Regions from separate parts of the Homo sapiens genome. Here region 2 is linked to region 1. A link is an interaction called in ENCODE POLR2A ChIA-PET data of the cell type or tissue named here. Cell type or tissue: OCI-LY7. All regions are shown on one strand. Each heading gives the region's core, and the rest is flanking DNA. Links, peaks and the distances in the headings are about the cores only.

Region 1 (5,372 bases), core at 218-5,217:
CCTCTGGAACTAAGGCCACTCAATGTGGGCTCCCTCACTCAGTCCTGTCCCCAGGCCAGAGGAAAGCAAAGTTCAGTCTCATTTATTTTGTCACCTAAATCGTCAAAACCTAAAATAAAACCTGGTGCAACAGCAGAAACACAAGTGTTCTAGGGAACAGTGGGGCAAGTCCTTCCCACCAGCCAGCCCTCTGGACGGATAATTGTAAAGTGCTGACCTCTCTGGTGATATGCTAATGGCCAAGGACTGGGCTGGGGAAGAGGCTGGGTAGGGTAGGCCAGGCTGGGCTGGACTGGACAGGGCAGGGCAGGCCTGAGCTCGGGTAATCAGATACGGCTCCCATTAAATCTTCAGTGCAAGAGCAGCATAGCATCCTGATGCCGTTGCCATGGCATTTTCTCTCGCCTGGGGTAGGACCCAGGCCAGGATGCCCTGAAGCCTTGACGCTGACAGCAGTGATAGTGCTGGCTCTGAGCATGGTTTTTCTGCCCACCCACCCTCCTATGTTCTCTGAAACCTAAGGCAGCCCTGTTTGGAGGAGCCTCGCAATCCAGCGGCTTGGCTTTTTGGCTGCCGCTTTCTACACTTTGATGTTAAATATAGTGACTTCAGAAGCAGCCAACACCAGAAGGCAAAAGAGGACTGGTTTTAGCATTTTGCATTCAGCAACATCCTTTTGGTGAGAATGGAGAAGAAAACAGCCAAATGATCTACCTCCCCAACCATCAAGAGTGTTGGGGCTGGGCACAGTGGCTCACGCCTGTAATCCCAGCACTTTGGGAGGCTGAGGTGGGTGGAGCACCTGAGGTCAGGAGTTCGAGACCAGTCTGGCCAACGTGCCGAAACCCATCTCTACTACAAATACAAAAATTAGCCAGGCATGGTGGCACGTGCCTGTAATCCCAGCTACTCGGGAGGCTGAGACAGGAGAATTGCTTGAACCCAGGAGGTAAAGGTTGCAGTGAGCCGAGATCACACCATTGCGCTCCAGCCTGCACAATGGAGTGAGACTCTGTCTCACATAAAAATAATAATAATAATAATAGTAATAATCACTGAATCCCACCCCATACCATTCAAAGTAGAACCTCTGGGGCATGAGGCTCAGGTATTGGTGCTCTCTAGAAGCTCCCCAGGTGGTTCTCGTGTACAGCCAGGGCTGAGATCCATAACTTAGAGGAAGGGTTGCTAATGCAGTCATTCATCTGATGTAAATGCATTGCACTACTGCCAAGTGCTGGGCACTGGGGACCCAGTGGAAGGCAAGACAGACCTAGTCCCTGCCCTCACAGAGCTCACATCCCAGAGGGGGAAGGGAGTCAAGTGACCCTGGCTGTAGTCCTGGCTCTGCCACTGACGATCCTGAGCTCCTGGACCTTTCCCTTTTCTTCTGCGGGCCCCGGGTTTCCCGTCAAAGGAGGCTACAGACCCAAATGATCTCTGATCCCCACCCTGCTACTCCCTGACCCAGCAGTCCATTGACCTATGTATAATTTTTCTGTCTTTTTTGGTGGTGGTTTTTAAAATACACATAACATTAAATTTATCATTTTAACCATTCAACAAAAAGTTTTTTAAGAGACAGGGTCTTACTCTGTTGCCTAGGCTGGAATGCAGTGGCTCAATCATATCTCACTGCAGCCTCAAACTCCTGGACTTAAGCAATCTTCCTGCCTCAGCCTCATTAGTAGTTAGGACCACAGGCACAAGCCACTATGCCCAGCTAATTTTTAAATTTTTTGTAGAAACAATGTCTTGCTATGTTGCCCAAGCTGTTGTCAAATCCTGGATTCAAGTAACCCTCCTGCCTCAGCCTCCCAAAGTTCTGAGATTACAGGTGTGAGCCATTTTGCCTGGCCCATTTTAACCATTTTAAAGTATACAGTTCAGTGGCATTAAGTATGTTCACATTGTGTGCAACCATCAACAACCATCTCCAGAACTCTTTCATTTTCCCCAAACTGAAATTCTGTGTTCATTAAACAATAACTCCCCATTCCCCCACCCCCACACCCCCCAGCAGCCTCTGGCAACCACCATTCTACTTTCTGTCTTTAAATTTGACTATTCTAGGTACCTGATTGTAAGTAGAATCATCTAGTATTTGTCTTGGTGAAAGGCTTATTTCACTTAGCACAAGGCCCTCAAGGTTCAGCCATATTGTGCATGCAATAGGATTTCCTTCCTTTTTAAGGCTGAATAATAATCCATTATATGTATATCCATTTGGCTTATCCATTCTTTAATTGATGGACACAGGCTGTTTACACCTTTTGGCTCTTGTGACTATTGCTGCTATGAACATGACTCTGCAAATATCTCCTCAAGGCCCTGCTTTCAGTTCTTTTGGGTATATACTCAGAAGTAAAATTGCTAGATCATAGGGTAATGCTATGTTTTTTGTTTGTTTGTTTGTTTTTGTTTTTGAGACGGAGTCTGGCTCTGTCGCCCGGGTTGGAATGCAGTGACATGAACTTGGCTCACTGCAAGCTCCGCCTCCTGGGTTTACGCCATTCTCCTGCCTCAGCCTCCTGAGTAGCTGGAACGACAGGTGCCCACCACCACACCTGGCTAATTTTTTGTATTTTTAGTAGAGACGGGGTTTCACCATGTTAGCCAGATGGTCTCGATCTCCTGACCTGGTGATCCATCCTCCTTGGCCTCCCAAAGTGCTGGGATTACAGACGTGAGCCACCGCGCCTGGCTGGGTAATTCTGTGTTTTAACTACCGTCCTGTTTTCCATAGCAGCTATATCATTTTACATTTCCATCAAAAGTGTAAAGGGGTTCCAATTTGTCTATATCCTTGCCAACACTTGTTATTTTCTATTTTTTTGATAGTAGCCATCCTAATGGGTGTGAGGTGATATTTCATTGTGTTTTTGACTTGCACTTCCCTAATGCTTAGTGATGTTGAACCTCTTTTCACATACTTGTTAGTCATTTATATATCTTCTTTGGAGAAATGTCTATTGAAGTCCTTTCCCATTTTTTAATTGGATAGTTTGGGTTTTTTTGTTATTAAGCTATAGGAGTTCTTTACGTAGTCTGGATATTAACCCCTTATCATATATATAATTTTGCAAATATTTTCTTCCTCTGCAGGTTCACTGTGTTGTGTCCTTTGATGCCTGGAAGTTTTTATTTTGATGTAGTTCAAAATTTTTCTTTTGTTGCCTGTGCTTTTGGTGTCATATCCATGAGATGATTGCCAAATCTAGTGTCATGAAGTTTTTTCACTATGTTTTCTTCTAAGAGTTTTTTAGTTTGAGCTCTTACATTTATGTCTTTGATCCATTTGGAGTAAATTTTTGTATATGGTGTAAGATAAAGGGTCCAAGTTCATTCTTTTGCATGTGGCAATCCAATTTTCACAGCACCATTTGTTGAAAATACTGTCCTTTCCTCATTGAGTGGTCAGAAAGTCATTTTGTGGATGAGATAAAATAATGTACGTGAAACACCCAACACCACACCTACAGTGGCTTGATAACCAATGGTCCTTTCTTTCTCCCCCTTATCTGAAATGTAGTTTTTAACTACTGCAATTGATTTTTAATAATCCCAATAGCAAATACCTGTATAGTACTGACTGTGTGCTAGGCTCTGTTCTAAGTGTTTCATGTATATCAACCCATTTAATTTTCATAACAAATATATCAGGTAAGTGCTGTTGTTTTCACTAGCTTTGGCACCTAGAAGTTAAGTAATTTACCCAAGACCACACAACTAGTAAGTAGTGGAGCCTGTATTTGAACCTAGGTAGTTTGGCTCCAGACTCTACGGGTTCATAAACCTAATATCCTCATGTTTGGGGTGATTTTTGATGGCTTAGGCCTGTCATAAGCTTTTCAGTCTAGAGTTTGGTGAATGAAGAACCTCGTTATAACATCAGCCCTCAGGCCAGGACCTTTCCCGGGTGTTCTCTTGTGATAATAGCACTCCTAGAATGGCTCTGTTGGCTCAGCCCATCTGCTTGGGAGAAGAATGTGGTGGTTCTGGTCTCTTCCCATTTCCTGCCAAGGCCCACTTATTCCAGGAGAAATGTAAACCCATTTTCTCTCTGATTTCACAGAAAAGGCAACAGATGGCTCCCTGCAAAGTGAGGATTGGACGTTGAATATGGAGATCTGTGACATCATCAATGAGACGGAGGAAGGGTACGTGTGCCCCCCTCTCCTGGGAAGCCTCTCTGAGCTTTTAGGGGCCACTCAAAGCTTGTCAGGGCCTAAGGGTGGCAGGTTTTATTTTTTGTTTTGTTCCTAGTATGTTTGGTTTGGCATCGAATAAGCTGACACTCTGAATTATCTGTCCTTTTTGTCTTCATCCCTCCCCCACTTGCCCAATGGCAGTGCTTGGAGGTAGAACAGGGATGACCTCCTTTAATCACCTGCTTTTAATCACAAGTGGAAATGAAGCTGCTTGATTACTTGGTTCCCAGTGGCCATTAGTCTCTGCAGCCCAAGTGTCACCTCGTCCCTCCCCTCCTCCCTGGCCTCTGCCTCTCCTTCACAGCCTGTCTCTGCCCTGGTTTGCCAGGAGTCAGAGAGCACCACCGTGTCCATGGAGGGAGGTCCAGGGCATGGGGCAGACACGGCCGGGAGTGGGAAAGCGGCATGAGTGGACTTAGAACACGTTGCCCCTCCTGCATTCCTGCACTGCTGGATCCGTTCCTGTTGTTATTTCCTGAATCCTCTTTTGTTTTACAGCTGCACTCTATTTGTACTTCTTCCAAACTGGTCTGTATTTAGCCCTCTGTCCATACCACTAACACTTACTTTACTGTAGCCATGCCCTCTTAAACCATTTTCAGGAGTGGCAAGGAGAGCAGCTGGGACTCAGGCATCCCTGGGCTGGCATCTCAGCACTGTCACTCTAGCCTTGCCATGTGTGAACTGGGGACCAGCCTCTCAAGCTTGGTCCTGCTTTCATGCAACAAATATTTCTCGAATGACTACCTTGTGCCAGGCCCTATTGTAAATACTGAGGACACAGCAGTGAACAAGATAGATTCCTTCCCCTTGGGGAGCGGCCAGTCTAGAGTAGTAGGGAGGCAGGCCATAAACAAGATAATTAAACATATAACCTGGTCAGATGAGGACAAGACTGTGGAAGGGAGATGGGGAGAGAGGAGGCTGGGAATTAGCAATGTTAAATAGAGTGATCAAGAAAAGTCTTGGCTGGGCTCGGTGGGTCACATCTGTAATCCTAGCACCTTGGGAGGCCAAGGTGGGCCAGTTGCTTGAGCCCAGGAATTCGAGACCAGCCTGGGCAACACGGTTGAATCTTGTCTTTACAAAAAATACAAAAGTTAGCCAGGCGTGGTGGTGCACACCTGTAGTCCCAACTACTTGGGAGGCTGAGGTGGGAGG
Region 2 (5,372 bases), core at 166-5,165, 150 kb after region 1:
GGCCAGGGACACTGGGCTGAGCCAAACTTCTGGGTACAGTCTGGGTGACCTTGACCCTGATGCCAAGCCCATCCCGAGTATGCAGGATGTATGGGCTTCCCTCCTGAGCCCTCTAAGTCCATCATCTACAGGCACACCTTGATGCCAAACTGCTCCCTCCCATAAATCAATCCCCAACTTCTTTGGCTAGGAGGTGGGGGATATCAGTAAAGTGGGGGCTATCAGTAAAGTTGGCCCCTCACTGTCTACCCTTCCACCATTACAGCACTGCTCGAGCACACAGCCACAGTGACCTGGGCACTTGTCTGTCTTTCCCCCAGGGCTGGCAGCAGGTGGGGGCAGTACTCTGTCTGGGTGCCTAGTCCTGTCCAGCACAGGGCTCTGACCAGGAGGGAGCCCTCTGGGGATGTCTGTTAGATGAGTGAATGGACAGTTATGCATTTATTTCCCTTCTGCTTTATTCTACAGCCCATCTCCTCCAGGAAGCCCTCCCTGAAAAACTTCCATCTATTACCCCAAGCATCCAGAGCCCTTAATAAGCACAAATCTTACCCCAAGACTCAATTTAGCCCCAGATCAAGATTACAGCATCCTAGTGGGCTCTGTCCAACTTGTACTCAGCTTCACGGACACAGCTTCCACTTCTTTTCACAGCTCTGCATTCAGCATCCACTGGGGGCCTGTCTCCATGCTTGGTGCTGAGTGCAGCAGTGGGCAGGCCAGGCACGGCCTCTGCCCTTGAAGACAAGCACCGAACATTCTAGGTCAGCTGGGTCCCCTCTGGCTAGCGTGGCTCTTGGCAAACCTCACCCCGAAATATGTGCAGACATGGGGAACTATTCCAGCGTATGAAGGGCGAAAAGCAGGTCACTGAGGGTATGCAGAAAGAACATGATGCAACTTCTGTTTTAAAAAATGTGTATCTGTACCTGGTTCTGGAGCAACTGGGCCCAAAATGTGACCTGGCCATCAGAGGGTGGGGGTGGTGGGGTGAGACTGCAGGGAAACATTATTTTCTTGAGACTTCTATTTGCTGAATGTTCTGCAATGAACATATATATTATTTGTCACTAGGTGGAGAGACTGCCAACGGACGCATCCATAGCTGGGCTGAAGTCTGTGTCTCAACTTGTGTCCTGATTTCTGGAGATGCAAAGAGTGAGACAACTCCTCGTAGTTGGCCACTCTGACCTGGCAAGAGCCCACAAGCTCCCTGCCCGCTTCTTCTTCTCTAGGCATGCTGTCCCAGGGTCTGAGGTCACACCACCCTTCCCCATGTGGGGATGGACATACAGCAGGTGCATCTTAACAGCTTGCAGAGAGCAGCCAGCCTCCCCTGCTTCCTGCCTGGGCAGGTGTTCTCACCTGCGCAGGCCTTGGTATCCTTATCTGCGCAATTAGGGTGATACTCCCCAAACCCAAATCTTTGTTCCTCCTCAGCTGAAAACCTTCCATGGCGACCAGAACCTCTAAGTAAAAACTCTCTTGCTTGCATTCAAGGTCCTGCACCCTCTGACCCCTGCTCCCTCTACCAGCCCCCCTCCCCACCAAAACAGGTCAGCCTGTAATCCACCTGTCAGCTGGGCAGCTTCATACCCCTGGGCCTTTGCATACACCAGTCCCTCTGTCCAGAACACACAGACCCTCCCCTGTTCATCCTTCAAAACCCTGCCCAGCATCAGCCCCCGTGAAGGGCCCTCTGCGATATCCTCACCGCCCTGAGTATGCTCCTCGTACATACGTTGATCATTGCACAACTGCAATTAGGGGTTGGCGCGTCTGTCTCCTACCAAGCCAGATGCGACAGGGATTGGGCCTTTTGTCTTTGTTTTAAATCTCTGGTGCCCAGATACTGCCTGCAGAGAAACAGGCACTCAGGAACGTCTAGCTGACAGGTGGGTGAGTCGGTAAACAACATCTGCACAGCCCTTTCCAGTTTACGAAGCCTTTTCCTGTCCTCCATCTCACAAGCTTCCTCTAACCAGGGCAGCAAGGAAGGGAGGCTCCCGGAGCCCGTCCCTGTCCATAGGTGCTGCCTCTGAAGGCCTGGGAGCTTCAGGGCCCCTTGTCTTCACCTAGGCAGGAGCTGGGGTCTTCAGGGCTCACCAAAAGCAGCTGGGACCTCCTTTCAGCTGTAAGCCACCCATTTCCTCTGCCAAAGGCTCCCTCCCCGCCCATCCCCTGGAGAGGGTTTGCTGAGTGCCCAGGTGGTGGCCGGGTTGGTAGGGCTTGTGGCGGCCCTGCCATCCTGCCCGGAGCTGCTGGGATGCGGCCGCTGGAGCAGCAGCTCCACCACCGAGTCTTGGTAACAGTTGCTATGTAAAACGCTCGGAGGGGGAATTTACTGTCAGCGTTAATAATAGATGAAGGTTTCAGAATTTCTGATGCCTTACGTTCTAAGCCGTTTGATTTATAATGTCTCTGGAAAGGGAGAGATGAGGGTGGGGGCGAGGTAGGAGGCCCAGAGGCATGAGCTGGGAGCTCATCTCCCTGCACCTTTGGCAGACAGGGAAACCGAGGCCCAGAAGGGGAAAGCTACTGAGTCGTGTTCTTCCAGAATGCCAGGACCCGTGGGGACTTCAGATGCCCAACACTGCCCTGTTCCATGGGAGGGGAAACTGAGTCTCAGCCTCTCCCGCCCCGGCGCCTGGGGTTGTTTTGATGGATTACTGCTTCTCCTTTTAGCGTGAGCAGGTGTATCTCAAGTAGTCTCCGGAAGTGGCACTGATGGGCGCCTGCGGCGGGGGCTGTGTGGGGCTGATTACAGGCGCTACAGAGGCAAAATGCGAGTCCTAACTTCCCTTCTGCTTAGCTGCAAGTGGTAGTGGTTGTTGAGTTGTGGGAAAAAAAAATCCTCCGAGAAGAGGCGGCAGCCACGGCTGGGCAGGAAACAGGGCTGTTTAACTGGGGTCCTGCTGTCCCAAGAAAGCCGCAGTGCCCGAGGGGGAAGGTGGAGCGCAGGCAAGGCACACACTGGCAGGTGGGCCCCGCTGCAGCCAGGCTGTCCCCCACCCCTACGGCAGGCTGGGGTTACTGGAATTGAACTGGTCTGTAGAAGGGTTGCTGCCCTCTCTGTGCTCACATCCTGCCGCCCCCCGGCTTGGCCCACACTGCCTCCTGATCTGGAGCTCTCTCCTGCCTCCGCAAACCCACCTTGGCCTCTCAGTCCAGGCTCAGGAAATCTTTCCTGACTCTGCAGCCAGATGAGCTGCCGTCTTCAGGCCAGAGAAGCCAGGCCCAGGGCTGAGCACCCAACACCTCCACAGCTGTCCCCACTTATAAACTGGGGTGTGTCTGGGCTCAGGGTCTCCCTGCCTCAGGGAGCCAAGAGCTCTCCCTGGACCCCGCTCCAAGCATGTGACACCACCCTATCCCTCCCTGGGCCTCCATCTGCTCCTCTGTAAATGGAGGTGGCCAGCCTGACCCCGCGGAGATAGGGTGAAGTGTACACAGGGCCCGGCATTCAGCACCCTCTGGGGGCTGCCCGAGAGGGCCCACAAACTCTGAAAGGCAATGGGCATGCGGTTAATAACAATGGCAACAGTCATGAACAGAATACCGTTCCCACCGGGCAAGCACATCACCCCAGTGAACAGGTGGGAAGCCTGAGGCCTGGCCAAGCACACCTTCACAGAAGCCCCTCTTCCTCCCCGTCCACTTCCCTGCCTCGTTACCGACGAACTGATTTGCTTTCTCCAGTGCCCCCGACTCAAGCGTCTGCTTCACTAAGAGGATTTTTGGTCTATTTTGTTCACACTGTGTCCTGAGCACCTGGGACAGATTAGCACGTAGTAGGCGCTCAAGGATTTGCGGAAGACTCTATGGAGATTTTCTGATTTGAAGCTAGCACACTTTACTTGACTGCATCTACCTTTATACGTAAGGGAGGTAAAGGTGAAGAACAAGACAGTGGAAAGCAAACACACTATTTCAAAGGAGTTTCCAAAAATAAAAAAATTCATTCATGCCAGGTGCAGTGCTCACACCTGTAATCCCAGCACTTTGGGAGGCAGAGGCAGGTGGATCACCTGAGGTCAGGAGGTCCAGACCAGCCTGACCAACATGGAGAAACCCTGTCTCTAATAAAAATACAAAATTAGCCAGGCATGGTGGCAGGCACCTGTAATCCCAGCAACCTGGGAGGCTGAGGCAGGAGAATCACTTGAACCTGGGAGGCAGAGGTTGCGGTGAGCCGAGATCACACCATTGCACTCCAGCCTGGGCAACAAGAGCAAAACTCTGTCTCCAAAAAAAAAAAAAAAATTCATTCACTCCTGCTGTGGCCAGGCACCCCCGTGCCAGGTCCCATGATGGATGCTTAAGTTTCGCAGGCTCCAGAACTCCTGTCCCAGGGGAACAGGGACACAGGCAGTCCCAACAGGCCCTGCAATAACCAACCAGACCCCACATGGAGGCTGGCCAGGCCCTCCTGGCTTTCCATGGTGGCTAGGGCTCACGTAAGGACTGGGTGCACCGAGGGCCGCACTGGGGACACTGGTCCCTGGTGAGCTGCAAAGAGCGGCCAGCTGGATTTATCACTAAAGGGAGAGGGTTGGGGATAGGGAAGGGTGATGTGTGCAGAGGGTACAGCCCTGCCCAAGCTGTGAGGCACGGCAGGCCTTGGGGTGAAGAGAAGGCGGGCTTGACAGGGTGTAGGCCGGGTCTGAGGGATGCTGGGTGCCAGGGGAGGAGCTGGGCTTTGTCAGAGAGCCCTGGGGCGACCCAGCCAAATCTGAGGGTCAGGATGACATGACCCCATGGGAGAAAGCATGGCTGGGCCCAGGATAGGATAAGCAGGGAAGGATCTGGGGGGACGCACCCCTGCTGGCTAGGACACTGACTGATGGAGGAGGACATGCTCCTTGGAGGGACTAAGGGTCTCTGCTGGAGAAATGCCCCCAAACAAAGAGCTCTCTCCTGAGTCTACCACCCTCTGCCCTCCCTGGGCTCCAATGTCCAGGCCCCCTGCCCTTCAGTCAGGCCCAGCTGGGGCAAGTTGGTGAGGGTGACCCCAAGGTCGTGGCAAACAGGGAATGCCAACTCACCCTGCCAAGTGGTTCCAGTGCCCAGTGCTCTCCCTGCCCTCCTAACTCTAGGCCTACACCTCTCCTTTCTGCATCACTCCCGCCCCATCCACCCAGGGAGCAAAGCTGCCAGAAGCTAGAGCCCACTTAATCAGCCACTCAGCATTCCATAGAGCTGTATTACACACCATGCGCTGGGCCCTGTGTGGAGGGCTCACAGTCCAGCACTGGGGTGCTGCCAGGCTCTTGGGGTGACAGTGTGTAAACAGGCCTGCTAAACCAGGGTGGCAGCACCGTGACAGGAAGGCTCAGGCTGTGGGAGCTCAGAGGAGCCCTCTAAACAGTCCA

What was found. ChIA-PET counts read pairs that join two places held together with the same protein. Peaks named below come from ENCODE experiments on the same cell type or tissue, not always from the same donor. Only the 100,000 strongest peaks of a DNase experiment are listed, where the experiment ranks them.
Region 2: POLR2A ChIA-PET joins it to region 1 with 6 read pairs; 4 of 35 experiments call an interaction of 5 or more read pairs at or near these places.

Annotation. Positions count from the first base shown.
Region 1 is chr17:17,906,235-17,911,606 of GRCh38, reverse strand. TOM1L2 (target of myb1 like 2 membrane trafficking protein) reads left to right here. Exons shown (of 15, transcript NM_001082968.2): 2 at 4,076-4,160. Among named protein-coding and RNA genes, the nearest start is that of TOM1L2, 63 kb to the left of the region's middle. In OCI-LY7, for the core only: no CTCF peak of the experiment used is centred there; no DNase peak of the experiment used is centred there.
Region 2 is chr17:17,755,089-17,760,460 of GRCh38, reverse strand. All of the region lies in intron 2 of RAI1 (retinoic acid induced 1), which reads right to left. It overlaps RAI1-AS1 (RAI1 antisense RNA 1), which reads left to right. Exons shown (of 2, transcript NR_130894.1): 2 at 1,075-1,307. Among named protein-coding and RNA genes, the nearest start is that of RAI1-AS1, 8.5 kb to the left of the region's middle. RefSeq lists an enhancer at 2,826-2,925. In OCI-LY7, for the core only: CTCF peaks have their summits at 867 and 1,069; DNase peaks (open chromatin) are centred at 1,320, 1,830, 2,180 and 2,760; H3K4me3 peaks cover 3,383 bases; H3K27ac peaks cover 5,000 bases.